Regions from separate parts of the Homo sapiens genome. Here region 2 is linked to region 1. Evidence: read pairs that join two places in POLR2A ChIA-PET (ENCODE). Cell type or tissue: A673. All regions are shown on one strand.

Region 1 (2,500 bases):
TCTAGAGATTTTTGTGCTAATTATTTTCTTTTTTCCGCAGGCCATACAGGCAGCCCATGATGCCGTGGCACAGGAAGGCCAATGTCGGGTAAATGCAAATACAAATCGGAGCCAGGCTGCCTGGGTGCCATCTGTGTTTCTACTGAAATTGTGCAGGAATCTCTTACTGGAACACAGCAAATGTTATCCACCCAAGGCCAAATGACACCAGAAAGTTCTACCCAAATAATGCTTTGACTAGACCTGTTCATAAAAAAAGTTTTCTTCAGAAATTGTATTGGTCATTGAAGTCTTGAGTAAATTCAAATTGACAGTATTTTGTTTAGATCCAAATGAGTCTTATAGGTCAGGCATAGTGGCTCATGCCTGTAATCCCAACAATTTGGGAGGCCGAGGAGGGTGAATCACTTGAGCCCAGGAGTTTGAGACCAGCTTGGCCAACATAGTGAAACCCCGTCCCTACAAAAAATACAGAGTAGCGAGGTCTGTAGTCCCAGCCACTTGGGAGGCTGAGGTGGGAGAATTGCTTGAGCCCTAGAGGCAGAGGTTGCAGTGAGCTGAGACCATGTCGCTGCACTCCGGTCTGGGTGACCCTGTCTCAATAACAGAAACAAATGAGTCTTATAGAGTGTACACCTCTCCTAGTAAGTGAGCATTTCAAATAATCTTCACAGGCTGTTGGGGAGAATGAAATGCCCAACGAAGGACAAGTTCTAGAAGGCTTGAATATACCATAATCTGATGAGAACCTCTGAGTCAGCTGCTAAATTTAAGTCAGATCTCAGTGTCCTTTTTAAAAAAAAAAAAAAGTTGACAAGGTCAGCCTCCATTTCCCAGGCTGGAATGCAGTGGTGTGATCTTGGCTCACTGCAGCAATTCTCTCATCTCAGCCTCCCGAGTAGCTGGGATTACAAGTACACACCACCACACCTACTAATTTTTATATTTTTTGTAGAGATGGGGTTTCACCATGTTGTTCAGGCTGGTCTTGAACTCTTGTGAGCTCAAGTGATCTGCCTGCCTCAGCCTCCCAAAGTGCTAGTATTGCAGGTGTGAGCCACCGTGCCTAGCCAGATCTCAGTGTCTTTATAACTACAACTGGCTGCCACTTTCTAGCATTGACCTTGGTTGAGATAGTTAGCCTCTCTAAGCCTCAATTTTCTCCTCAGTAAAAATCCTGTAGTAATAGCATCCTCATAGAGTTGTTCTGACAGTTAACAGTATATTTACCTTAGTGGGCTTAGAATAGGGCTTAATGTAAGACATACATTAAATATTAGCTATAATTTCTAAAAATCAAGTCAGTTCAAGCACATTTCACTTGAATTGCAAGATAATTTTTAAAATACAGCTTACACTCATTTTCAAAAATTTCTTGACTTTCTTTAGGTAGATGACAAGGTGAATTTCCATTTTATTCTGTTTAACAACGTGGATGGCCACCTCTATGAACTTGGTATGTTTTACTCCATTTTTGGAACCCAGTGTAGTTTCATGTGTTCTTTCAGACTGAATTTCTCTTGATATATTGTGTGACTTTATGGCACTTGGCATATCATTGTTTATAAAGCCACAATAACAAAGTATTCTCATGAGGGCACTTAACCCCTTATCATCCCCAGAGCAACTTCCTCAGGCAACTGACTAGCATCCCCTAGTATCATCCTTTCTGGGCAAAGAGTACGTCTGAAAAAGGATCAGTGCCTGAATATGACCTTACTTGTCTAAAAAGAATCTGAACATGTTGGAATAACTTCTATTAACTAGTTTATGGCATCAAGAAAGACGACCCACCTTGTAAGATTCATTCCTTTTGTATTAATGGAGAAAGACTTGTAACTCTTGTCTCAAGCCAAGATACGACCTACAGGCTTACAAAGGCAAAGGAATAGTGAAGGCAATCTACAGTCATTGGAGGGCAGATAAAATCTCAGGCGTCTCCTCCTCTCGCCTCCATCTTCCCTATCCCCAGAGACTGCATCTGACTTTTGTTCTGTGGCCCTTTCCAAGGGTTGGGGCACAGGCCCCTCTATTAGGGTAGCTGACTTGAGCTTGTGCGATCTTGTCAATTGTAGACTAGAATTGCCTGGGATGGATGCCTAGGGACACTTGAACCTCATTTGCAGCCTCTTGCTTCATAACCAGGCTTCCTTCTGTGGGTTTGGCAGTGGTTTTTGGAAGAATCTAAAACTTCCATCTAGGCTAGGTAAGCACGGTAGCCAGAAAACATGCAGAGAAAATTGACATGCCTGGCTTCTTTGTTACAGATGGACGAATGCCTTTTCCGGTGAACCATGGCGCCAGTTCAGAGGACACCCTGCTGAAGGTCATCTTTGGAATGCATCTCTTCTTAATGTGCCTCACAATTCTTTGGCTAAATTTTCTATTCTAAAGTGCTAACACTCTTCCAGTATAGCCAGCATCAGTTGCCTGGGTTAATAGCAGTCTTTAGGGCTGCAAGATCCTCTTAGTAACTCTATCTACCTTATTTTATTGCAAG
Region 2 (2,500 bases), 350 kb before region 1:
GCCTCTCACCCCATACACGTGTGCACAACACGCCTCCTCCCCTCCTCACAATCTTGGGTGCACCCAGTAGCTACACCCGGCTGGCACCGGAGCCCAGGGAGGCCAGCCCCACTCTAAAGAGGCCCCGAAGAATTCAAGGCCTCCTAGGAGTACCCTGAGGAGAAGAAAATAATCCCTCAATGGGGAGTGAGTACTTCAAAGCCCACCAGCTCTACGTTTATAGCTTTGGGCTGGTCCCGAGGCTTCTCAGAAGTACCTCAGAGCCGACAATGGGGGAGCCCGCCACTGCAGGAACCAAAAGCCCTGAGGTAGTGTGGGTGCCCTTGTGCAAACTGTCCACTAGGGGGCACCATCACCCAACACCTGCTAACAGATCACTGGAGGCAAGGAGGCCTATGGAGGCAAAGGAAATGCCCAGGGAACCGACTAACTGCCTGCTAGCTGCGTCCTCCTCCCTCCAGGCCACAGCACTGCTCTCCACACTGTTTTCCAGAGGTGTAGCACTCTTAGGTCCAGGGGCAACCTGCAGAGGAGCCCAGTGTGGGGCTGAGGCCTCTGGGCCTCCCCTGTCACAGTGGCCCTGCTCTTGCCCTTACACAGAAGGGCTTCTGCTACTAAAGAAAGGCCGGTGCACCATGCAATCACCATTATTTGCAATGCCTGCCCCACAGCGACTCTCATTAACCTGCTGAGCAGGTTCAATCATCAGCACGTTATGAACAAGTCATACAAATCTAAAAATATCAACCAGAAATGCCAACTTATTAATTTACGGAGAGAAACGCCAAGTGTCAGTCGACTGCATGTTCAGGTTGGCTAATGAAAGGGTTTGCTCTCTGCAGGAAACCCACTCCAGTTTTCAATCCCCAGGCCACTGCAGGCTGACAAACAACGATGCAGGCAGAGGAACCTGACAATCAGCATCCTAACAGCCAGGATTCTTGACGATTCTTCACTCATGCCAGAGACACGCCTCCGGGTTGTGATTTAGTACAGAAACAGTTAATTGCATTAGTCATTTCCTGCCCAGGAACCAGGCTGGCATTATGAGTCCTATTTTTATCAATGGAAAATTTGAGCAGAGGTGGGTTCAACCGAGAGACGTAGCACAATGTTTCCAGAATGTCATGGAACAAATTAAGTGTATGTTTACTTAAAGATGAACTTGCAGGCATATCTCATTAGACATATGTAATCTGATAATCACTTATAATCATCATGATACTAGCAGTGACTATTTATCGAGGGCTCACTCTGTGCTGAGTGTTTTATATACAAGTCTGGTCTTGGCAGGGAAAGCATGAAGGTGGGCGCTGACATTTACACATCACTTGCCACAAGCTGCATGCTTTACAACATGTAGCACAACATGTTTTCACAACAACACTACAAAGTAGGTGCTGTATTTCTTATTTTCTAAATGAGAAACTGAGGTTCAGGGAACTTAGTTGAATTGTCTAATGTCACAATGTAAATAAACAGCAGAGCTAGATTTGATCTGAGGTTCACCGCAACCTCTGTCTCCCAGTTTCAAGTGATGGTCTCCTGCCGCATCCTCCCTAGTAGCGGGGATTACAGGCACCCACCACCATGCCTGGCTAATTTTTTTTTTTTTTTTTTGTAATTTTAGTAGAGACAGGGTTTTACCATGTTGGCCAGGCTGGCCTCGAACTCCTGACTTCAGGTGATCCGCCGCCTCGGCCTCCTAAAGTGCACTAGTCTTTTTTTTAATTTTTAGAGAGGGGTCTTGCTTTGTTGCCCAGGTTGGAGTGCAGTGGTAAGATCATGGCTCATTGCAGCCTCAATCTTCTGGGCTCAAGTGATCCTCCAACCTCAGCCTCCCGAGTAGCTGGGACTACAGGCTACGCACTACCATACCCGGCTAATTTTTTCTTTTTTTGTAGAGACGGGGTCTCACTGTGCTACCCAGGCTGGTCTTCAACTCCTGGGCTCAACAGATCCACCTGCTCCAGTCTCCCAAAGTGCTAGGATTACAGGCATGAGCCACTGGGCCCAGCTCCCAGCCCTAGTCTTGATTCCCCATTCTCTGCTCTACATTAGCTGTTCTATTAGCAGAAATGCTCAATCTAAAGGGGGATCCTTGAGATCAGGCCTGTTCTGTGGACCTCTGTATACCCACCACCCAAAAGTGGCCCCGGATGTGCCACATGCTCAAGAAATACTTGTCAGATGAAGACACTCGAGCTTGAGACAGACTGAAATATCATGGCAAGGCTAGGCCAGACCTGACTGGCAGTCCTGGACTACCACTCCCTATTTGTGCCTTCAGCACATTCATCGTCCTTAGTTTCCTCATCTGCATCACCGGAGGGATAATCTTGCCTTTGCAGGCACTGCTGTGGATTCAAGGGGCTGTGAACCCTGGCAACCAGCCCAGCACAGCCTATGGGAAGCAGTTGTTTTTATTGGAATAATAGTAAAATTGTACACAGCCTGGACTCTGAAGCCAGAGATTGCAGTTTGAATCTCAGCTCCCTAC

The links. Peaks named below come from ENCODE experiments on the same cell type or tissue, not always from the same donor. Only the 100,000 strongest peaks of a DNase experiment are listed, where the experiment ranks them.
Region 2: POLR2A ChIA-PET joins it to region 1 with 5 read pairs; 8 of 35 experiments call an interaction of 5 or more read pairs at or near these places.

The regions. Positions count from the first base shown.
Region 1 is chr4:41,261,836-41,264,335 of GRCh38, forward strand. UCHL1 (ubiquitin C-terminal hydrolase L1) reads left to right here. Exons shown (of 9, transcript NM_004181.5): 6 at 41-88; 7 at 1,390-1,456; 8 at 2,268-2,326. Among named protein-coding and RNA genes, the nearest start is that of UCHL1, 6.2 kb to the left of the region's middle. In A673, no CTCF peak of the experiment used is centred here; no DNase peak of the experiment used is centred here.
Region 2 is chr4:40,908,520-40,911,019 of GRCh38, forward strand. All of the region lies in intron 10 of APBB2 (amyloid beta precursor protein binding family B member 2), which reads right to left. Among named protein-coding and RNA genes, the nearest start is that of NSUN7, 160 kb to the left of the region's middle. In A673, a CTCF peak has its summit at 338 (motif pointing right); DNase peaks (open chromatin) are centred at 352 and 1,002; H3K27ac peaks cover 1,176 bases.